Regions from separate parts of the Homo sapiens genome. Here regions 1 and 2 are each linked to region 3. The links are chromatin loops, found by intact Hi-C in ENCODE. Cell type or tissue: heart left ventricle. All regions are shown on one strand. Each heading gives the region's core, and the rest is flanking DNA. Links, peaks and the distances in the headings are about the cores only.

The links. Hi-C counts contacts between places; a loop is a spot of excess contacts. Peaks named below come from ENCODE experiments on the same cell type or tissue, not always from the same donor. Only the 100,000 strongest peaks of a DNase experiment are listed, where the experiment ranks them.
Region 1: a loop joins it to region 3, with 2.2 times the contacts of the local background. A loop is called at or near these places in 8 of 110 quality-filtered maps.
Region 2: it touches region 3 in a loop (2.0-fold over the local background); 7 of 110 quality-filtered maps call a loop at or near these places.

Annotation. Positions count from the first base shown.
Region 1 is chr2:163,640,517-163,648,870 of GRCh38, forward strand. The region is part of intron 2 of FIGN (fidgetin, microtubule severing factor); the gene reads right to left. Among named protein-coding and RNA genes, the nearest start is that of FIGN, 91 kb to the right of the region's middle. In heart left ventricle, for the core only: no CTCF peak of the experiment used is centred there; no DNase peak of the experiment used is centred there; H3K27ac peaks cover 586 bases.
Region 2 is chr2:163,621,042-163,629,395 of GRCh38, forward strand. The region is part of intron 2 of FIGN (fidgetin, microtubule severing factor); the gene reads right to left. Among named protein-coding and RNA genes, the nearest start is that of FIGN, 110 kb to the right of the region's middle. RefSeq lists an enhancer at 483-984. In heart left ventricle, for the core only: no CTCF peak of the experiment used is centred there; no DNase peak of the experiment used is centred there.
Region 3 is chr2:163,732,899-163,741,252 of GRCh38, forward strand. It overlaps FIGN (fidgetin, microtubule severing factor), which reads right to left and starts at 3,110. Exons shown (of 3, transcript NM_018086.4): 1 at 2,940-3,110; 2 at 2,005-2,174. The coding sequence starts at 2,029. It overlaps LOC107985957 (a long non-coding RNA gene), which reads right to left and starts at 1,043. Exons shown (of 2, transcript XR_001739759.2): 1 at 1-1,043. RefSeq lists enhancers at 3,717-4,233, 4,234-4,749. In heart left ventricle, for the core only: a CTCF peak has its summit at 4,050 (motif pointing left); DNase peaks (open chromatin) are centred at 3,443 and 4,033; H3K4me3 peaks cover 4,346 bases; H3K27ac peaks cover 4,034 bases.

The sequences.
Region 1 (8,354 bases), core at 87-8,086, 92 kb before region 3:
AACAATTGATTTTAAATATAATTTACTATTTTAAGAGTCTGTACTTAAAAAGCGATTTGATTCATTTGTCTAGAAGCAGAGTTCCTTATATGAAGAATATCACCCTTTGGTCTTAGAGTTCGTTAATAAATCAAGACCTATTGACTTGAAAAAAAATTCCAACTGTGTTGATCCTAATGCTGGGTCTTTGAACTATATTTAGCTACACAAAAAACAGAGTTACTAAATATACCTGGGCAGAATGGGAGAGTCCTCTTATACTAAAGACAAAAGGCCAAAAGAAAATCCCTCAACAGGTACTTGATCAAATATTTAGAATAACACTGGTACCTATGAATCCTGGCCCTTTGAACCTCAAGTCTCCTAAATAGTGATAAATACCAGAGAGCCCCAAAGAGTCTCTTCCTTGTCCCTTAACAGACTGCTTGGCATCAAGTGCTCAGTGGGCTGGAAACCCACAGCTAGCCAGGGAGGGACAGCACAGACAGAACCATGTTTACTCTGTCAGAGGCAGCTGATTAGGATGACACCAACTCTTAACATTAAACGTGCTACGCTGGGCTTTACCCAGAGGGCTTCCCGATACTTGGGGCATTCACCAATGAAGTTCACAAACTATGGTATATGTTAATAATGGAGAAGAGTAGGCCGCCATAGCTGCTTATGCAATGCATGTTAATGAAGAGCTTTCTTGCTGTGGATTTCCCTCAAATTTCATTTTAAAAAGCTAGAATTGTGCAGTTTAAACTTATATAAAGAAAAGAGAGTGTCCAGAGTAACTTAATCATCATGATTTTTGTATTTGACTTATTTCAGAGTCAGGGAATCCTAAAGGAGAATCTCAGACACCAGTGGAAAATTAAACAGCAAAAGCTCCAATTTCATATCACTGAATCACATAGCTTGAAAGGAATTTGTACGCCATTAGTTTAGCCCCTTCATCTTACAGTTAAGGGGGCTGAAACCCAGAGTTCTTACAGATCAGGAATGGCAGAGCCAGGCTTAGGCCTCCTCTACCAATCTAGGAAACGTTCCATTATACCACTTTGACTGCCTTACACCTTTTCAGAAAATTAAAAATTCACATACTGGAATATAATTATAATGTTAAAGATACTCCTTCAGAGGCAAATGAGTTAGAAATCCGATGCGGAAGAAGAAAATGAGATTGCAATGGCAGCAAATGCCATGGCAAATGCCATGGCAGCAAATGCCCAATGGCAGCAAATACCATGGGCAGTATCCTCAAAACAATCAGATTCAGTGGGTACCAAATATTCTTCTTAGAATTATAATATGACCTGTGTTGGTAACAAATAGGGATGAGCTTAAAATTTTATTTACTGAAAATCTAGTAAAGAAGTCTGAAGTCTTGCATTTATAGAATCTACGCTCTTTAGACCACTCAAGCTCCAAAGATTTCTGACAGAATTCATGTTTATGCATTAGGATGTATTTCACTAATAAAGAATACTGTCAAACTGTCTTATTAATCTCTTATAGCATGATCATACACCAGCCTAACCTGATAGACTCATTTGGTTGTCATTTTATGTGAAATATTCCTTTTCCAATACTATAGGACATTCTGGCTTCAAACTTAGGTCACTTGGGAATGGCTGAGTCATGACTTCCCAGCATGTAAAATACCCATTGAGAGTTTATTTTCTGAAAGTACATTTACTCTCCAGCTGTTACAGTGTAGTTTCACACACTGTAAGCCTAGGCTGATGCTAACCACTAGCACCCTAGTGATTCAACGAAAGTAATGACTGCTTCCCAAAAGCTTTCAGAAATACCTGTAAACCCTGTGGGACAGTGACAACAATGTTAGATATAGAAGTAAGGAAGTCTCCACTCTGCTAATAACTAGTGTGTTCACTTAGCACTCTGATGATCTGCTTCCTCATCTACAAAGAGTTACCTTAGCTTACCCTTAGGTTTTCTTTATATCTAAACAGTTATGCTAAGAAACTTACTCAAGGTATTACAGAAATGGGAAAGTGGGTGAGTGCTTTATGTGCCTTATCTAGGATAACCTAGAACCTATAAAACACTGTGGACTCTCAGAGGAAGGAGTATCTAATAATGTATGGCAGACTCTTCATTATGGATCCTACCAAAACTCCAAGTTTTCAAGGGCAGGTGCTGAAGATAATTCATGTTTGTATCACCAGCAGCTAAGACAGTTCTTGGTCCATGGTAGGTCCTCATTAATTGTATGTTGGATAAAATCAGAAAATAAAATTAAGAGAATAATTTCATGTATAACAGCATCAAAAATAATAAAATGCTGAAGAATAAATCTTAAAAAATTCAGTAAAAAACATATACTCTGAAAACTACAAAATGTTATTGAAAGAAATTAAAGATCAAAATAAATGGAAAAAATATCTCATGCTCCTGGATTGAAAGACTCAATATTGTTAAGATGGCAATAATCTTCAAATTAATGTGTAGATTCAGTGCAATCCCTATCAGAATCCCAAATTACTTATTTGTAGAAATTGATACACTGATTCTAAAATTCATACGAAATTGCCAGGGCCCAAAATAGTAAAAACAATCTTATTTAAAAAAAGCAGGAGGAGTCACAGTTCTCAATTTCAAAACTTACTACAAAGCAACAGTGATCAAGTCAGGGTGATGCTGGCATAAGGACAGACCTATAGATCAATGGAATAGAACTGAGAGTCTAGAAATAAATGCATGTTTATGGGCAACTGATTTTCTACCAGAACATGAAGACTTCAATCGAGCAAAAACAGTCTTTTCAACAAATGGTGATAGGACAAGTAGGTAGCAACATACAAAAGAACGAAGTTGGACTCCACTTTACACAATATACAAATGTACAGGGGTGGTAGCTGATGCTTGTAATCCCAGCATTTTGGGAGGCCAAGGCAGGTGGATAACTTGAGGTCAGGAGTTTGAGACTAGCCTGGCCAACATGGTGAAACCCCATCTCTACTAAATATACAAAAATTAGCTGGGTGTGGCAGCATGCACTTGTAGTTCTAGCTACTCAGGAGGCTGAGACAAGAGAATCGCTTGAACCTGGGAGATGGAGTGGGTAGTGAGCCAAGATCATGCCACTGCACTCTAGCCTGGGCGACAGAGCTAGACTCAGTCTCAAAAAAAAAAAAAAAAATGATTGCCGGGCACAGTGGCTCATGCCTGTCATCCTAGAACTTCGGGAGGCTGAGGCGGGTGGATCACCTGAAGTCAGGAGTTTGAGACTAGCCTGGCCAATATGGTGAAACTCAGAAGCTGGGTGTGGTGGCGTGCACCTGCAACTCTGGCAACCCTGCAGGCTGAGGCAGGACAATCGCTTGAAGCCGGGAGGCAGAGGTTGCAGTGAGCTGAGATCACACCCCTGCACTCCAGGCTGGGCAACAAGAGCGAAACTCTGTCTCAAAAAAAAAAAAAAAAAAAAAAAAAAGTCAGAATGGATCACAAACCTAAACGTGAGACCTAAACCTAAAGGTAGGCGCTTCTCTTAGAAGAAAACACAGGGATTTGGCGAAGAATTCTTAGATATGACCCAAAAGCATGAGCACCAAAAGAAAAATAGATAAATTAGACTTTACTGAAATTAAAAACGTTTTGCTTCAAATGAAAGGTGGAAAGACAACTCACAAGAGAAAATATTTACAAATCATATATCTGATTAAGGACTTGTATTTAGAATATATAAAGATTACTTAAAGCTGAATTTTAAAAAGACAAATACCCCAATTAAACAATTGGCATTAATTTGAATAGACATTTCTCCAAGGAAGACATCTAAATAGCCAATAAGCACATGAAAAGATGCTGGACAACCTTAGTCATCATGAAAATGCAAATCAAAACCACAATGAAATACCATTTCATACTTCCCAGGAGGGCTAGAATCAAAAAGTCAGATAATGACAATTGTTGATGAGGATGTGGCAAAATTAGAACCCTCATACACTGCTGGTGAAAATGTGAAGTGCGGCTACTTTGGTAAACAGTATGTTTTCCAGTACTCAAAGGATTAAAAAGAGTCACCTTATGACCCAGCATTTTCACTCTTACGGATATACCCATGAAAAATGGAAACACATCCACATAAAAACTTGTGTATGAAAGTTCACAGCAGCATTATTCACAATAGCCAAAAATATGGAAGCAACCCAAATATTCATCAACCTAGGAATGGATTAAAAAAAGTCATATCCACTGGAAAATTATTCAGCTTTAAAAAGGAATGAAGTACTGGCACATGTTAAAACCTGAGTGAACTTTGAAAAATTATGCTAAGTGAAAGAAGCCAGACAAAAATACCCACATTATATGATTTGATTAGATGAAATGCCCAGAAAAAGCAAATCTATAGAAATAGGAAACAGATTAGTAGTTTCTTAGGGCTATGGCAGGGGAGGAGGAATGGGGACAATGGGAGATCAGAGCTAAAGGGTACAGTGTTTCTATCTGAGATAAGAAAAATGTTCTAAAGCTGACTATGGTGATGGCTGCATATACCTGTGGCTATACTAGAAACTATTGAACTGTACACTTTAAATAAGTAAATTGTATGGTATGTGAAATATATTTCAATAAAACACTTAAAGAAAAAAATTACATATCAGATGAATAAATAAATCTGAATCTTGTAGAATGATGAAGTAAAATGACATTAGAGACAGATGGAACACTATATGCAAAGGCTTTTCAGGTATGATAGGATATGGCATGTTCAGGAAAAGAAGAGAGGTGTGCCTAGATCATGAAAGCGGAATGTAATAATGGTAGGAAACAAGGTTGAGCTCCCATTCAGGAAAGGCCCTAGCATTGCAACCAAAAAAACCTCACCTTTGGGTAGAATGGGGGAAAAACCTCTATTTGAACCCTAAGTATTAGAATGATAATAATATAAGAATACTTTCACAGTGCCCAGATATGCCAAACAAAGTGGAGTTACTGAAAGCAGCCCAGTAAATTAGATAGGGAGAAAAGAAACAGGTATTATGGCTTCTGGGGAAAATTCTGTGCCTGTCCTAACTCTCACGCCCAGGCCACAGTGATACAGGGCTTAAACTAGTTTCCAGTATTAGAAACCAGCTAAGCCATGGTGAGCAGAGGGGCCCTTTGGATCCTGACAGTGGTTATGTTTGCAGGCAAGGGCTTAAAGAATGATCAATTAAGTACCTTCCATAAAGGAGTATGGCCTACTCTAGCTAGCCTCGCTCACATTAGAGCATTGTTTGCTTGGAATATGAGGTCTGAGTCATACCGAAAAGGCAATGGCATGAACCTGATGCTCCACAACTACTTACAAGAAAGTATATACTGGTCATTTTCCAATGCTTTGTAAATTAGGGGACAAAGGTTCCTTCTACAGATGGAGTCACCCTCCAAACTTTTATTTCACTTCTGCCTGTAAGAATAAATCATTAGTAAATCCAGAACCTGGACTATATTTGCATATTTAAATTGATCACTGTCATGCAGCAAATTCCACTGCAAATTTAGGATGAAAATTATTATTTTTCATCAGTTTTGTTTATGAGTATTAAAATAAATATGTAATGATGCCTTTTGGTAAATGAATGAAAAGTTTTCTGGTTATTTAAATTTACTGTACTGTCAAATCAAGAGCAATTTAAGTTGAATGAATGAATCTGCTCAAAACCCTTCAACTCTATTATAAGATTAACTTGACATAGTGGCACAATATAAAAGAAATGCCTTTGTTCTATTGCATCCCTTTTTTTTTGTTAACTAAAAGTAAATTTACAAATTTACTCAAGAGTTGTAATGTGTTTTAAAGTAACAAACAATTGCTGCCATGTCACTAAGCTCTAAAACAGAGACTCTAAACTATAAAATGTTTTGGGAGTTTATGAATGTCATTGAAAACATATGCTGGGGTAGTAGGTTAAAAAGAAATTAAGGACTCATGCCAACATTTTACTTTTCAAGCTTTGGAGTCACACTTCTTGTATGTCCAAAATTTTGCAGGGACAAATCTCAAGATTTTACCTGATTTTATTATTTTTTTAAAAAAAGACAGCTATATGCTCTTTCAGTGAAATAACAATACAATGAAAGTACTAAGAAAATAAACTTTATCATTGTTCTTTAAGAACTGGCATATAAATGTGCCTCTGAGCCAAATAAACATTTTATTATAAACATTTGGTCAGTTTATGCACCATTCTATTGAAACAGGATAAATAGGGACAATCACCATCTCTGTTGACAATACATTGATCTCACATTAATTTGATTGAAGGTGGCTTGCCAACACATCTCACTTTCTCCATTTGAGAGCACTCAGATAAGAAAAACACAGTGATGTTTAGCAGATAGGCTTGGTGACACAATAGAATGCAACTCATTGAAGAAGTGTAATTATAGTGATTACTTCAGAAAAGAGCAGATACACTGATGGGAAGAAGTAAACACTGCCACAGTTACGGGAGCCCAGTTCCCTTTTGGTATAGATACAGGCTTCCCTGACAACACCAACCTAGCAATAAGACTACAGAAAGCTCTCCAAGTTAACAACATAAAAGCACTAAAGGTTAGAAAATGGCATAAGCCAATTTCCCAAAGTGCTGGAACAAAGGCTCTCTCTGTTTTGGGTGAATTCAATATACCAAAGAGATTAGTTAGAGAAGGCCTCCTTCCAAAATTAAAACAAGGTACATACAAACGTCAGAAAAGTATGCCCCAGTGGAATGTAATTGGCAAATGCTTTTTAAAGCTGTTATTTTGATGGTTCTGAAAAATAAGTCATGTGAGCTGTCCCCTTCTTTCAGGTAACAGTCCCTTGAGATTCATTGTAGCTGCAGGGAGGGTTCCTCTCTGCATTAATTAAGCATATATAATCTAATGGCATCAAAGCACCAAAGAACTTTATCATAAAATGACAAAAGCAGGGGAAAATATCACTTCTCATCAGTCCACTAGATTAGAGATATGGACAGAAAGAAAAACAGAGCTTGAAAAGGCCTTCAGAGCTCACCCTTGACTGTCATTCTGCAGACACAGAGACTCCAGCAGGTCTACCACCTGGCCTCAGATCACACAGCTAGTTAGTGAACAAGCCAGACTAGAACTTTAGGCTTCTGACTCCCAGTTCTGTGTTTTTCTTCCATAACCTGATTATTTTTCAGTAACAAACTTTATAAAACAAGAGGGAAAACTATTCATACAAATGTACAATGTGAAAGTTATAAAATACATCAAAAACATTTGAATCATCTTTTTTGATCGCTGTCAGCTCTCTGCGAGGTTGAAATATTTTTATGTTAGATGTATATGTATGTATGTGTAACTATATATGTAGATATGTAAAGAGAGACAAAGTGAGAAGCAAAGCGAAAGAGATATGTAGAGAGACGGAGAGATAAGAAAGACTGTGAGAGCCTCAGAGACAGAGGATAGGAGACAAGGTGTAATAGATAGATTAATAAGTGCAAAAGGCAAAGAACAAGTGGCTGAGAGAGACAAAGACAGACATACAGACATAGACACCCAGGCACATGCAAGCAGGCAGAAAGAAAGACACAGACAGTGAAACCTTAAATGATTTGCAAGGTCAAAGAGCTACTACTTGTCAGAGTTGCCCCCCAAAAAGCCAGTACTGAAATCCAACCCCAGCCCCACTGCCTGCACCCCCACCCTTCCACAAACCACAAGGAAGGCCCCAAACCATCACAAGCAGAGGAGAATTAAAATACAGTACAATTCTTTAATTTTATTTTGGGTTGCTATTCTTCTGTTTTGGGCCCCCATCCCAACTCCCAGCCTCACCTCAGAACAGTATGATTAGAATGGAATGAATGAAATCTTCTTAACAGAATCAAAGCAATGACTATTGTCTAAATAGTTGAAAGAGTCTCTTTTTAAACGATTAGCCAAGTCCTGCCCTGGGAAATAAAATACAAAGAGAACATATCTTTTTCCTGTCATTAGGGATTTAATGACTTTTAAAACATGGGGTTCTTAACCTGAGATTCATGGAAGCATTTGCCTGTGTCTGTAAACCCCTTGTTATTGTATGTAAAATTTAGAGCATGAGTGCGTTTTTCTAGAAAGATTCTCAGAGGTCTCTGAATCAGGAATATCAGGCCACTGCTTTATAATGTAAATCTGTGAAAGGACTAATGGCAATACATACATTTTTTGGTACATCAAAAATTAACTACCTGAATAATTTGGACAAAATTAATAGCTCAATTTAGAAAACCAATGAAAATCAATCATCAGTGCTCCCATACCGTAAACACTTTTGTTTTGAATGCAAAATATTTTCCCATTCTTTTTACTCCAGTAACTTTTAGCTTGCAATTCTATTTATGAAGAGGATGTAAGAAGAC
Region 2 (8,354 bases), core at 87-8,086, 110 kb before region 3:
TTCTCTGTGTTCCTCTGGAACCATACTCTAAAAAGACAGTTTACATAAGACAAAATAGATATATAAGTCTGCTTATGTAAGATTGAGCACTGTCTCATATAATTAGACAAAAGAGTAAGAATGTTATTCACATGTTGAGGGTAAAACTGTTCAACCATTCTCCTTAAAAACTTTGCTTTAGGTGACTCTAAAGTATGCAAAGCCCAGACAAAATTTGTTTGGGTTATTTATGCATTTTTCTCTTTTTGGCAATTCGTGCATTAATTTTTAATGCAATAGCAAAATAGTGTCTTGGACTTCGAAAAAAAATTCTATAGTCAGGGCTGGGTGACATAGTGCATTAATTCAGTGTCCTTCACTCCTGGGACCTGTGTATAATTTAGTCCAGCCTGAAGAAAATAACTTTGATATGAAAGTAGTGGAAAAAGCTACATATGAAATGAGTTTTGGTAGGTTACGTGTTGTTTTTTTCCAAATAAGACGTTGTAAGAAGATAAACTGATTTAGAATACAACCAGCACAGCCTAGGATTAAAAGTGAGAAGCTCTTAGCAACAGCAGTAGTTTCCTCACCTCTTCATTTTCCCCACCCTGCCCCCTTCTAGTGAAATAGACCTGGTGAAATAGACCTGAGCACCACGTATAATTGGGATCCTCTGATTTCCAGATAGACTGAACATTGTTAAGGTGCAGTGTGAACGACGGTCCAGTCATTAGCGCGGTTGGCTCTTTCATTTGTAAAAACAAAGAATGCTGCATAATGAGCAGAAACAGGAGAGGATATCAGCATCTTCAAAGGAAGTGGCATTTCCTTTCCTGGAGAGGGTGCCCAACAACCTAACCCATGGGAAACAGGAGGAGAGACTGCAAGTAAAGAAATTGTTTCTTGAGATCCCATCTCTGCACAATTTCATCTACTGTTATGATGCAAAATGCCATTATGTTAAAAAAAAGTTTAGGCTTTGGCTGAATTCAATAAATGGCTGATCCAGTCCTGTGTGTATTAATCACATGAAAAACATACAGATTCCTCTTCTTTTGCTCATGGTTCTCCAATTAATTCCAACTCAATTCTCTTCTGTTGTAAATAAACAGGGCTTACTTTGTCTCTAATATAGCAACTAAAATTAAAGTTGCTCTTTACAAAAATTAGCTGGGTGTGGTGGTTAATGCCTGTAATGCTACTGGGGACGCTGAGGCACAAGAATAGCTTGAACTGGGGAGATGATGGCTGCAGTGAGTTGAGATCATGTCACTGCACTCCAGCCTCGGCGACACGGTAAGACTGTCTCAAAAAAAATTAATAATAATAAAGTTGCTCCCAATATTGTTTTTGGTGGAGTTAAAGGCATAAAGATGTTGTTACTTCCAGATGGTCTAAACTATTGTAAAATTTTATACTTCTTATTGATGATTATGACTATTTTACTGGCCTCTTTAGTAATGGGTAAGTAGCAGTGTTTGCTAATAATTTTAGAAGACGGGGATATTTTTCAGCCACATTTTTATTATTTATTTATTTTATTATTATTATTATTTGAGACAGGGTCTCACTCTGTCACCCAGGCTGGAGCATGGTGGCACGATCTTGGCTCACTACAAACTCCACCTCCCAGGCTCAAGTGATCCTCCAGCTTCAGCCTGCAGAGTAGCTGGGACTACAGGCTCACGCTACCATGCCCAGCTAATTATTGTGTATTTTTTGGTAGAGATGGGGTTTCACCATGTTGCCCAGGCTGGTCTCAAATTGCTGGACTCAAGTGATCCACCCACCTAGGCCTCCCAAAGTGCTGGAATTACAGGCATTAGCCACCGCACTCAGCACAGCCACGTTTTTGAACTACCAGATAATTTAAAAGAAATTTCATTTTAAGTGTGCTAGTTTTACTTGTTTATATTAAAAGAGTAAGTCAAATTCTCCCTGCTACCTCTTTAAATCATGTGCCTCTTCATAGCACACAAATTCCCTAAGCAACACGAAAACCCAACTCTGTCTAAAACCATAAAATAATATAGGTAGGCTACACAAAAATTCAAATCTGGGTACCGATATGTGCATATGTAAGCTTATGACTGCAGTTGTGGAAAGGCTATAGAGAATATAAGGGAAAGAGTGACAGAAGAAAGATTTTTAAAAACTGTTTTTATCCTAAAAATGATCTATGCTTTACTAGCTTTATTATAGATAATCCAAGAAACCAAAGAACATTCTAAATTATTTAACTAACTTATGCACATATTTTTATCAAAACTAAGTATTATTTGAGGTTTTCTTTGGCTACATATTTATTATTTGTGGCTTAAACCAAGTCAAAAACCTTAAAGAAATTCTGCACTTATAAAACTCCATATCTTATTGGTGATCTCAAAATATATGATGAATGCTGATTTCCTTAATTGAATACCCATTTTTGGGAAGGTCTAGGTTTACAGGAAAAGCAAATAATTAATGCACCCCTATTATTACTATAGAATTATGTTTGTGTTTTCTATGCAATACTGTTCTCCTTTTAAAATAGAATAGACAATTAATAGAATTAATGGTGAGTCATAGGTCTAAAAGTAAATTCCTAATTTTTGAACTGACATACCTAGAACCAGTATCCTTTTAAGCAAATCTTTTTAAAAGCACCAGAATGCCTACTAAGAGTACTGTAATTTTGTTTGTACTTTACTTTCAATCTTCTGGCCATTATATGATCACTTAGCTAACTTGTGAAGATTTTTCTGGTGAGGATGTTGTATTGTGCCCTCTGTTTATTTAGTGCTTCTACACCCAGCCATTGTTTTCATATTTTACTTTAGAAATTATTTTATCTAGCTCAATTTCAAATAATATGCTCTAAAAAAATCTATTCAAAAATGTAGCATAAAATATTGGATTGCATCCCTGGCCATAGCTTCCAGAAGCATTAAAATGTTACTAGAGTACCCAAATGACAGCAATGACAGCTTAATCACTTAAAGGCTTTTTACATTAACAGGTTTTTTTTTTCTATTTGAGTACTAATATTCAGGCATGATTTGATATGAGGTTACCTGTTAAATACAGCTAAATAACACACCTTTTAAAAATATCAAAATCAAGTTTGGCATCTAATGAACATTCCCTTATGCTTTCTGAAATATTAGTGCACATTCGTAAAGCTTTGTTTCTTTTATTTTTTCCCACCCAATATATGTATTTTAAAAATTAGTCTGATAATTAGCATGCATGGTGCAATAGCTCCCTGTATTGTTATAATTTTAAGTAGAAGATCCATGGATAAAACAGAATTGAAAGGTGAGCCTATTAATCTAGAGAATAACCTCCACAAACCAAATAGGAATGAATCATTTTTAAGTCTCTACCCATTTATAGCTTTATATTCCTAAGAAGAAGAGAAAGAAAAAAAAAAAAGAGAGACACAAAAGGTGACCTTATTTAGACATATTAGTCAAGGCAGCCTTTGCTGTTTTTAAGCAAACATGATTGTGACTCCACTTTTTCCATCCAGTTTTCCAGTGTGTAAATTGGATGATGACTTGGACAATTCTCTCTTCATTAGTGAGCTGTGGAAAGGAAATACAGAGGTGGCTTTTTCTGTTTTAAACTCTGCAGTGTCTTGTAGCTGGATTCCAAAGCATCAAGGAAAGATTATATATACATACATATATATATATATATATTTTTTTTTTTCCTAGACAAGCTGTCGTAATTGAAATGAAGTCTAATCAGACTCATTACTGTTTTCAGCAATTTGCACCACCAAAGATGCTTATTAGGTAACTGTGTTTAATAAACCACTCTTTAGAAAAATACCAGTAATGAGCTCTTAACAGCCAATCTTTAGCGTGAATGTAATGTGAAAAGTGTTCCTAGCGCTGAATAGATTTTCACATTTAGTAGTGTCATAATTAAGCTCCATGAATTGGTTGCTTTGATGTTAGATTTATTGCAATAATCTCTTTTTTTCTATTTTAAATATACTTGGAAATACAGTTATCTTCTATTAGAGCTGGATTATATTCATTGTACAGCAAATTTTAGGCTAGTGCCAACTTAGTCAAGAGGTTTTTCAACTTAGGACTTGTTAACAAATGGTAACCAAGAATTTTATGACTGATAATTGATATTAGCTATCAAGTCTTTCTTCATCAGTATTCCTATACTTCAGAAAAAAGCCTTGCAGTCATTGGATTATACATGAAAATGTATCCCAGATATAAATATATTCTTATCATTAAGAGGAAAAATGGCATTTCTATCACTAAGCTAAAACATTAAAAAAATGGACATTCTGAAAGAAACAACTAAAGAAATGTCAATTTTTCATAATAGCAGATATAAATAACATTATATTGCTTTATTAGATATTGTTGTTAAAAATGTGAATATCATTTTCCTCCCTGATTGTTCCTTTTTTGCAGCACTATTTACTAAGCTCTTAACATTAAAGGACAATATTGTGGTTATATATTATTTATATGCACTAAGGGTGGTCATGAGAGTTAGCTAGGCTTCTTATTGATAAGGGAGAAAAAAACCCACTGTTATATACCTCTGAGGACAAGAGTTTTTCCATGCAAGATGATGCATGTGCTAAAATAAATATATTATCTATAAATGTATGTTGATTATTCCATTAATAGAATATATCTTGAGGCATATATATATAATGATTACACAGAAGAAATTGAACATTTTTATTGTTTTGGAGGACAACTAAATCAGTCTTATCCGAAGCTCTTCAGCTTGTAGTAATGGAATGAAACCTCTCACATGGTAACATAAATATCTTTTGCTTACTAAAAGCAACCCAAAAGATGACACAATCAGTTTTGAAATGAGACTCTGGTCATTCTGAAATGAATCCATAAAGAGAATCAATAAATGAAAAAGTACAAAAAATAACAAGAGACCAAGAATTTATACCCATTCATGACAAAATGTTAAGAAGGATTCTGTTACTGAATGATTCCTCTTCCAATGCAACCTTTCTTTCTTCTAACCTCACAAGCTTCACGACTCCTAATTGAAGCCAATAAGCCTCCATAACTGTTTTCAGCTTTCTGAATCAATAGGGCCATGAGAACCAAGACTGTCAAATTAATGACTTGTTTCATCTGATTTTTTGGAATGCACTTCTTTGAATTACAAAGTAGAGAAGAAACCAAACTCATTCCCTTGTGAATTGGTATAGCTTTCAGATCAAAATGTCTTCCTGTTTAAGCCTTGAATAAATTTGTATTAAGAATCACAAAAGAAAAAAACAGCGGATAAAACTACTACAAAACCTATATCCTGCATCATTAAGTTACTCACAGCTAGACTATTAAAAAACAAATAAACAAAAAACTAAGAGGGTTCATTGCCTTATGACTTCTTACAACCTTAAACAAATTTATTTATGAATCATGTCAGGTATGAATGTTTTATAAAAGAGAATGTATGCTTTCTATGTTTGCTTTTATTACAAAAGAGACCACAAGATGTCAAATAATAATAATAACAATATAAAAATCATTTTGGTGGGTTTTAAAAATAACTTTCCATAATGATAAATTTAGTTTTAGTTATGAATTTTAGTTAGAAACTAAGTATCTATGTCAGAGGTGTCTGAACTAGAGCAACTTCATCTTGAATAAGGGCTGGGTAAAGTAAGGCTGAGACCTACTGGGCTGCATTCCCAGGAGGTTAGGCATTCTTAGTCACAAGATGAGATAGGAGGTCAGCACAAGATACAGGTCATAAAGACCTGGCTGATAAAACAGGTTGCGGTAAAGAAGCCAGCCAAACCCACTAAAACCGAGATAGTGACGAAAGTGACCTCTGGTCGTCCTCACTGCTCATTCTACGCTAATTATAATACATTAGAATGCTAAGAGACACTCCCACCAGTGCCATGGCAGTTTACAAATGCCTTGCCAACGTCAGGAAATTACCCTATATAGTCTAAAAAGGGGAGGAACCCTCAGTTCCAGAAACTGCCCACCCTTTCCCAGAAAACTCATGAATAATACACCCTTTGTTTAGCATACGATCAAGAAATGACTATAAGTATACTCAATTGAACAGCTTATACTCCTGCTGTGCCTTTGGAGTAGCCATTCTTTTATTCCTTTGCTTTCTTAATAAACTTGCTTCCACTTTACTCTATGGACTCGCCCAGAATTCTTTCTTTCGTGACATCCAAGAACCCTATCTTGGGGTCTGGATCAGAACCCCTTTCTAGTAACACCTAGTTAACAGCTATTTCATCAGGATTTAACCATGGGTTATATAGAGAGTTGGTAGAATTTGCAACTTAATTTGCAGTTTTAATTTCTAACTTGAGAAACACAAGCTAGGGAGGATGGATATATGCATGAAACAGATTCTAGTGCAGAGAACAAACAATGCATAACACATATGATCATATAAATCAAGGGATGGGTCAACTGGGCATAATAAAATGGTAACGGTAATGGGGAGCATGTTAATCAAGTAAGACTTTTGGACGAAGTGGGTTTTTATGCTTGAGCTTTTGGCCCTATCATGCAGACATCCGCCAAAAGATACAGAGAAGTAATATACTCAAGTTTCTTCTCAAAATGAATTAGAGCTTATTAATCCTTCACACTGTGAAGGACCTACAATACCAAGTATCAGCCTTACCATTCTTACCCGTTACCAGTTTCATCACTTGCCATATTCCTGAACTAAAAAAGATTAAGCAAACACCCTTCCACATATTTCCATGAAACAAACAAACAAGCAAACAGACAAGCCAAAGTGAAACCTGAGCATTCAACTTCTTTTCCTAGACCTTCCACTGTTGAAGGCTTACTATCCCCCATTGCTCACCTTTGGCTTTAGCATGTGGGCCAGTGAGTTCCCTTCTTCTCTTCCCTGCTGTCAAGTAGTTTATCAATTATGAGAATATAGGTTACAGAGAAAATATATTGTAAGTCTCAAAATTAGAATACAAAAACACTGCCCTCGACTCTCTGAATCTTGATAGCTTTTACCATCACTAGAAAAAACAAATAGGATCAGTTGGCTACACAGTTTAAAAAATGACAAATGGTGATCACGCTCTAATAAATCCAAATGCCTACTATTATGTGAGAATCTTGCCCATAGTGCTAGGGAATATACATTCTGGCTCTGATGGACTTTGCAATCTATCTTCAGGGGAAATTTAGCACAAAAAACCCACTCAGTTCCAAATCTAATAGAGAGAGGTGGCTATACAGAGGAGCTAATAGTTGAGGTAGATCTTGGACATTGAATAGAACTTCCTCATTTAGAATAGAGAGAGAGGAGGTTTCCTGCCCTTGACAAAAGTTGGTCAAAAGCACGATGAAGCCAAGTATGCATGACAGGTTCTGGAAGCAGAGTGGTTTGATATCGTTAGAAGATAGGACAGAAGTATATGTCTATGCATGGGGGGACCAGATAGAGGTACATACGAAGCTTGAATTCAGATTGCAAAGGGACTTGACTGTTTGGACTTTATCCTACTGCCAACATAAAGTGCTGCTCTGATTTGTTCTTAAGCAATGTATCAATAATAAAGATATACAGGACAAATTCGAGGGGACAAATAAGCAGGGTCTAAACTTAAGCAAGAGGAAGGAAAAAACTCCACAAAAGATTTCAGAGGTAGAGTCAAAAGGATGGGCTAACCAATTATATTTGGAGGAATGAAGGAAAGGAAAGGGGGCATTTAAAGGAAATCACTGGAAAAATTTAAAAAAAAATTGTGACATATCTGTCCATTGGCTAACAAAGAGATTGTGGTGGATACTGCATTTAATCCTCAAAAAGCCCAGGGAGGGATTTTTATTACCCTTTATATATGATGAAGCAGCTTCCCTGAATCTAAGGAACTTTCTTAAGGCCAGCCCAGAGCTAAAGTTGCAACCTGGAACATGTGCCCCCAAATTGCTACAATTTGTCTCTCCTTGGAGAACTACTGGAAGAGTTTTAGCTTGTACAAGCAATGGGTTGGCTGCTGGAAAGATGAAGAGAAGTCCAAGCTTTACAAGGAGGTTTGGGAGTCTTAAGCATATGGGAATCCACTGAAACTATGGTAATGGAAGACAGAGTAGAGAGAAAGTGTGTAGAATGAGATAAGAATAAAACTCTTCGGTTATACAAATTTTAAGGAGTAGGAAATGAGGATTGGAAAGGCATTTACAGAGTACAAAGAGAAAAAATAAAGTAGAGAACACGCTGTTGGAAAAGACAAGTGAGGATTTTCAGACAGAGTGTTTAATTGTAGCACATACATCAGAGAAGTCAAGTATGATTAGGAAAGAAAACAGGCAATGAACAGACTAGAGCTGATTTGTGGGAGAGCAATATCAATGCAAGGTGGGATCAGACGT
Region 3 (8,354 bases), core at 205-8,204:
ACACACTTTTAATTTGCAACAGCAGAGCTGCCAGAGTGTGAGCACTTGCCCACTTTCTAGTCTTTTAGGTTTGTAGCTCTGGTTCCTTTAGGCCGCACATTTGAGACAAACAAAATCTAAAAATAATCAGAGTAAAGAATTAGAAAACAAGAGCCAGTAACGCCACTTTATACATATACACAAGTGTCTACTTTATATATATGTATGTAAACTTTCACCCCTAGAATTCTAATATATGATAACAAGGCTCCTAAGTTAACATCATTTGCACATCGGACATTTAAACATAGGGAAATGAATTATGTGACTATTATTTAATAGTAAGCAGAGACTTAAGAGGGGGGCAATTTACACACTCAAATCTGCTGTTAAATGTCATGAATTATATAATTGCCTATGCCAGTATGTTTTTCATGAATTATTGCAATGATTATTATTAGTACTACCTAGAAATCACATTTAAGTATCAATACGGTGAACAGTCAAACCATCCAATTTCTGCTCTCAGCACATTGTCCGAGCTCCGATTTAAAATTTATAAATGTAATATCCTCCTCATCACAGGCAGCAGCCCAATCTGCTCTGAATATATATTACAGCTTTAACATCACAGAGGGAAATCGCCCATCTGGCAATCCCATTCGCTCCAACAGCTCCGGGGGAAAAAAAGCTGTGCTCTCTCCTCCTTAAAACATTTCTCAGGGCAAATTATGTGCATCTAAAATAAACAGTCTTCTTATTGATCGCTTCAAAGTCAACAAGTTCCAAATGCAAAATTCAATCAAATCTTTCCTATCGTGTAAGTGTGGTGTGTATTTAGCTCAATAGTCACCAGAGTCCAACCAGACGTGTATGTCGCGCAACGGGTCTTGTAGTTCCTCTCTTCGTATTCACATTTGTGTTAGGAGAGAGCAGTGACCACGGCCACACTACAGACCCCTGGCAGCTTTGCCCCACTGTTATTTCTTTTTTCATATTCTCTCTTTCCTTCTTTCTCTCTTTTCAGGAGGAATTAACGGTCATGGGGTAAACATAGCAACAACCAAAAAAAAAAAAAAAAAAAACAGTCTAAAGTGGACATATCCTTTGGTTATGCAAAATACTTTAACATCTTTTTGTTGTTGTTGTTCCCTCTGTCTTAATTGAATATTACAAAGTGTACACAGGGCACTGCCACAAGAGCTATTGAAAATCCCCTCTCACTCCATTTAACTGACTTTTTTTTTTTGTAAAGAAAGGAAAGAGCGATTTCAAACGAAGTCAATTTCAGTGCCTGATTATTTAATTCTGTCACAAGTTAAAAGTAAAAAGCGCTGACAGGCAGACGAGTGAATGGAAAGGGGGAAGAAAAACCTATCCCTACTCTTTAAAAGACATCAAGGACTTTGGACAATCAAAATATAATTTTTATTTTCATGTAAAAGACACCTCTTCACTTACCCGCCCCCCCCAAAAAAAAACCACACTCAGAAGAACTGATTACTCCACAAAGTGCAAACATCAAGAGCAGATAGTCAAACTGCATTAATAGATTGAGAAAAATAAAATTTTCATCCAGTCCTGTTCCTGTGTGTGTACATATATATAGATACACTTTCATTAGTTAGTAATCTTTCCCAACACTCCTGCCCTCTCCCCTTTGCCCAGCCTCCCTCCTTCAAAAAAAAAAAAAAAAAAAACCCACACTGAGTTTAACTAATTTACATACTATTTGACTTCAGCAGTTATATATATATAGTGCATTACTAGTAACGTGCAACTTCTGGATGACAGCTAAAACCGATAAAAGTGGATTCAAGTAATATATTAATCAAAACTGCAATATACAAACAAGTGATAGCAAAAGAAAAAAAAGCATGGTGACATTAAACATATATTTTTTAAAAAAAGGAATTCTATATCATGAGCAACTGCTTGCCAGGCAGTCTTCAATGGTTTTATCATGCTATTTCATTTGTCTTTCCTATTTAGATGCAAAGGAAGTAAATTCCAAAACTGACATACCATAAACACTGGTGCTACTGATCATTTCTTGCTGGCAGCACAAAAAGCTGAATTGGATTTCTCACAAGCAGGAATTCCAAAGGTTGCTTTTCATTAAAGCCACTTTTCCTCTCAGCTATCAAATGTCACTGCCTTGAAACGTGGGCCCTTTCGTCAGGTATTCATTTAACCTACATGCATATAATTAAGGGGGAAAGCAACATCAACAAAAAGGGGATCTCAGATCACAGGAGAAGAAAGAAAGGAAAAAAAGCACATGACCAGGAATGCAAGTCCATGTCAATTTCACTCACTCCCATTGAAACTAACAAGAGCTCCGGGGAGGACGGTAATAGGATCAGTGGATTGTATATACCATTAAATTATACATCTTTCTCTCCCGTTCCTTGCCAACAATACGCCCACCACGCTGTACCCCCTCCTAGATGATGTGCTTACATTTTTCTGCAACCGATCTTCTGACATTTTCTCGTTCCCCCAGCCACGAGATTGTAATTTAACCTCAACTTTTTGTGTGTGTGCAAGATTCTTATTTACACTTCTTATTTACTTAGAAGTTAGTTCCCGAAGAAAGTCTAGCCCCACCCTATGGCTCCGCTTTCTTATTTTTTTATTTTTGAAGTAAAAAGATAGTAATAAGTAAGCCCAATATAGCGAAAAGCGAGATTCTTGCAATCGCGAACTCTTAATCCCATACTATTGTTACAATGATTAAGCAGCAAAAATATGCATTATAATGTTTCAGGGCTACTTTGAACAGAGAAATTAGACAGCAGGTTGGCGTACAGAATAGAAACGAGTGGAAATTGAATTTAATGTTTACGGCACAACTGAAGATCTCTTTTAATTACAGGTCTTGGATGTATTTATATTCTTTAAAAATAAAACAAAAACAAATTTAAACAGATGGTAGAAAACTACGAAGCTCCTCTTACCTGAACGCGCGGAGAGAGAACCCGATAGGTTAGCGTAGCATCGATCCGATGTGTTTGCTGATGAATGGAAGCTAGGGTTAAGTGAAGGTGCCTATGATTTGAAATCATTCCAAGTTTTTGAAGGGAAGACGGACTGCAGCCTCTGCCATGTTGGAATTTCAAACCCAAAACAGCTGCTTGGAAGGAGCCAGCATGCCAGAGGCTGGGCGCAGGCGCAGAGCGCCGCAGAGCCAAATTCAAATCACTTTCACACTAAGAGCCAAAGATCAGTTTTCAAAGGAGAGAGGGAGAAAGAGACGGAGGCTGCCGTGAGGGAGAGAAGACGGGAGGCAGTGGCGAGAGGCGGGCAGTGGAGAGAGACGGGCAGCGGGAGGACCAGGAGGGAGAGGGAGAGGCGCACGGAGCCCGCGGAGCTGGAGGGGGAGAAAGGGAGGCGGGAGGCGAGCCGGCGAGCGAGCTAGAGACGCGCCAGAGATTCATGGGCAGGGAGGGCTCAATGGCCGCGCCGCGCCGGCCGGCCGGCCGCTCGGGTCATGTTACACGGCCGGGGCCGCGGCGGCCGCCCAGCCTCGCCGATGCGCTCACGCGGCCCGGAGGGGGCCCCGAGGTCATGATTACGCGCGCGGGGACTCGCAGCTCTCCCTGCACGCACTCTCTGGCGGCCCAGCCTGGGGAAAGGGGAGCAGCGCCGTAGGGGGAAGGGGGCTTTCTTTCCCACGCGTGACCAGCCGGCCCCTGCGCTCCCCGGCCTGCGTTGGAGGGCCCGGGACAGAGCCGCGCTGCTCCCCGGCCCGCGGGCTCTTCCCTGCCGGTTCCCGGCCCTCTCGACAGCTGCGGCCCGTCCGCCCTTCCCCACCCCCTCTGCGCACGGGACGGGATCTGGTCTCGAGAGCCTGGACCTCACCGGCACCCTCCCCGGGGCCCCCAGCACCAGCCAGAAAACGACTTGATCTGCTTAGAAGAGGCAACTTCGGGGAGAAAATTCGCGTTCGCCCAGTTCCCCTCCCCCGCCTCCCTGTGAATAAATAAAATCCTAAGTGTCTAGGTGTGCGGTCCCCTCTCGCGCTCCCTGGCTCCCCTCCCTACCTCCCCCAGGCGGCTCGGGCTGGAGAAAGCAGCGCCCGGGGGGCCCTGGTGTCGGCGGCTGGTGCGCAGGCATAGACGTTAGGCTTCTGCCTTCCCAACCCCCCTCTATGGAGTAATCTGGGGACCCAGGAGTGGGAAGAGAGTAGGGGCTTTGTGGTGCTGGGAGCCGAGGAAGAATGAAATGTGCAGTTGAGTGTGTTGCTCGCATCCCAGGGAGCAATGCAGTGCTGATTGTCTGTTGCTGAGATAGCCTTTTGTTCGGAACATAAGGTTTAAGAAACACACACACGTTTTCTGGGGTCTCTTGTTAGATGTAAATGTGCGGCATCCAGACGCTTACTATGCAGTGTAAGCTCAGTTGGTTTACTAATCACCCCGCCCCACCCGCAAACAATCAGGATCATTTGAATGGGAACCTCATTCAGACTTCTAGGCTGAGAGTATTGCCTTCAACCTATTTCATTCTAGACTAGCCAACCATCCAACTGAGATAATAAAGCAAACAATAACATTTGATCATGATGTCTACGAGATAATGTGCCCGGCAAAGTTCTTTAGGAATTGTAATGAGAAAGAGAGTGAATTGGGTCATAATTTCTCTTCGTTTTCATTAAATATGACTTTAATAGATAAATGGTGAGTTTATACTTTGGCCTGGTAGACATCCAGTCTTCTATATTTCAACGAAGCTAAGAATGAAAGAGGCAAATTATATATTCCACCAGGAGCCCATCAAGCTGAAAATGTTACCTTTGAAGGTTGGAACCGAAAATGCACTTGCTGAGGACTGACCCTCCTCATAAGGGTGTTCACATTTCCCCCAGCTTCTCTGTTGTAGATTTGATAGCCTAAATTGCAGCTCTCCAGATGCTGAAATGCAGCTCTTTAAAAATGCCAAATATATACTTTGAAATTAATTCCATTCACCTTTTATGATGTTCTTACCTTTGAATGGATGCCTTTAGCTAACACACTGAGAAATAAAAATTATTTCAGTTAAATCTAGGCAGATGACAGAATTTAAAAGACAAAAAAAGAGTGATTCGAGATCCTAAGAAATATTTCTAAGCAATGAGATTTCTATTTGGAATGGATTTGACCTTTCTGTGAATTTTTTAAAAAAGGAGTCTTCGAAATAAAACAGAAGAACTTTATTCTGATGTAACAGAGAACACTGAAACCTCTTTAGTTATATTTTACAAGATGGCTTTGAAAATGATATTACGAAAAGTTGTTCATTGGATTTTACCACAAAGAAATAAGTGTAGGGAAATATCTGTGGGTCACTGTTGGATTGAGTACAGATGAATTAAAAAAAAAAAAAAAAACTGTGAAGCGCTCATAATCGCAGTTATTGCCCATTTGGGGAATGACGACCAAAAGTCCTCTGGACACACAGCAGATGCTCTGTGCAATTCGGGCAAAACTGCTCTGTTCTTGTTTGTTAAAAAAGTTCAGAGCTCATCAACCTTTAACATTAAATCCTAGCGTTGAATTTACAGTTCCTTGTGTAAATTCAAATAGTGAATAAAATATATAATACAGTGCCCACTGAATATAAAAACAATGTATTTTGATGACAGACTTAAAGCCATTCATCTGTAATATCTAAAATAAAACAACCCCTGCTCTTTAAAAAGAGGAGGAAAAAGTGTGGTCAGCAAGAGTTTATTAATAGATAATAACTGTACCTTTCCAATTCCCTTATAGATTCATTTGAAATACACATTATAAAAAAATCATTCAACATGCAAATAAATATAATTAACTTTGGAATCAAATAATTGGAAAACTGTTCAAAAGAGCACTGGATAGAGGTACAGAGTTTCTAAATTGTTCAAAATTACATATACTCTGGGAATAAAAGACACTTACATAATAGAATATACATTATGGGACTTCCATAATAATAAGATACACAGGAGAGTTCGTCATTGCACTATTTCTCCCTTTTTTTTTAAGTATAGGTAAAAGTTGCTTTTCTCCAATTATTTTAAGCAAAGGAAAATAAAACTTGACTTTCTTTTCCACAGAGATTCATGGCATTGTTTGCGATGTTCAGTTTTTGTTGTTTTAATAAAACTATCTTTAATTATGTGGTATGATTAAAAAGCACTTTAACAGTCATCATATTCTGTATGCATTTATCTTCAAAACTTTTAATCAAAAGAAATGTTTCTGGCTGTAGCTGACATCCATCTCTATAATATCTTTTGAAACTTCTTGATATAACATGAGAATTAAATATTGAGTGTTTAAAGGAAGTTGATTGGCTAGTCAGGGAAACAGTTATTTCAGAAAATAATAAATTTGACTAATTTTTCCCACTCTATTAGCAATATCATTTCTCTTTCTATTTTACTTTTTAAATGCACAGACATTATAATGCATAACATTTTGACTAATATGTGAAATTCTAATACACAGTATACTCAAACTTGTGCTTTTTAAGAAAATCAGAAGAAAAATCAACATAACTCTTCTTCAGGAGTGTGTGTGTGTATGCCTTCCTTTCAAGATAATTCAGAGGGGAATTCTACTTTTTTCTGCTTTTTCTTCTCAAAATAATGTAAGCAACAACAACAAAAGTGAAGGTTAAGGGAATAAGCAAAGTGATACTGAATGTGATTTTGCAAATGACCATAGACTTGTCTGCACTGGACTAAGGAAAATATGAGCTAGGCTGGACACAGAGATGTGCTTTACCTAAGTGATGGGAGAGGAAAGGAAAGGAAAAAAAATCAGTGGAGGCAGAAGGTAGACAGCGGGTAGAAAAGATGAGGGAGATGTAGGTCACAAGATGCTTTAAGGAAAGAAGTTTGGAGGGCTATCATGTATAGTTTTTCATAAAATGCTAAACGCAATTCAATTTAATTTTTCAAATATTGTTTTTTAGTTTTGAACTTAAATGTTAAATATTTTAATAAAACATTAAACTAATAATATATTCTTCCAAACTCCTGGGTTTCAAAACACATTCTAGAACTTAGTAGCTGTTTATGAAACTAGACTTTTTCTTTCATATTACTCACAAAAATCTGAGGTAGTTCTTACAATAATGCAAATTAGTGACAAGATAATTTTTTAATGCTTCCATAAAATTGCAGTATAAGGGTCATGATTTTCACTTCAATAAAGTTACTAAGAAGTCCTTATGTACCACCCTTTCCCCTAAAAAAAAAAAAAGAAAAAAAGAAAGAAAAAAAACCACAAAAGCTAGTGAAGATCATGACCTCATTGAGTAAAATTACTCAATTTGCTCAGAATGACACTCAAATGCAGGTACTGTCAAAGGATATTAGTGTGGTTCATACATCTCCTCAGTGATCTAGCTCTACAGTAGAGACAAACTGGAAAATCCTGTGATGGGTTCACTTAAGATGTTTTGCTTTCTTCTATTAACCTGAGTATTACATTTTTAAATTCACATATATTTATAGTGTGTGTATATTTGCTGGAACTTTTGCCTGATTTTGCATGGTTCTCAATTTCATTTAGAAAGTATTCAATGCTTAATATAATTAAAAGTACTACACTACAAATTGCAGAGGATTTGAAGAAAAGTGACCTTAACATTTTATGGATGAAGCCAGATAAATATAGCCCAAAGTGAATGATAGAAAGTGCAGTTATAAAGGAGTTCTGTCTAGAGGAAATTGTGAGTTCTTTTGTGAAGGACAGGACAGTTTTTCTAGACTTTGTCACAGCAATCTATTCTTTTTTTTTTTTTTAATTTTTATTTGTTGCAGAGAACAGATATCACTCTGTTGCCCAAGGTGGTTTCAAACTTCTAGACCGCAGTGATCCTCCTGATTTGGCCTCCCAAAGTGCTGGGATTGCAGAAGTGAGCCCCCACACTTGGCCTTCTCATAGCAATTGTTATGCACCAATAAAACAGACCACTTATAGTTTGCATAAACTGTGCTGTTTTTCCTCTCTATGCCTTGCTTGACAGTGTGCCCCCTGCCTGAATTGACTTTTCCTCTCCGCTTCTGTGGGCGAACTCCCTTAAGACACTCAGCACTTAGCTCCTCCAACCCACACCCCAACCTTCCTAGAGGCACTTAAGTATCTTTCCCCTGTTTGGACTCTATTTCTCTTTCTCTCTTTGTACCCTCACATCATTTTAAGGGTGTTCATGTCTTTCACTCCTGCATTAGATTTTGAGCTTCTTGAGGGCAGGCAATTATCTTCCATCTTTGTTTTTCCTCCATGCCTAAATTAATTGGGATAATTCAACATACATGCTTACTGGGGAAATTAATGAATTGACAAGTAGAGGAAATAGATATGAGCAAAGACAAATTGAAAGGAAACTGTAGAAGTATT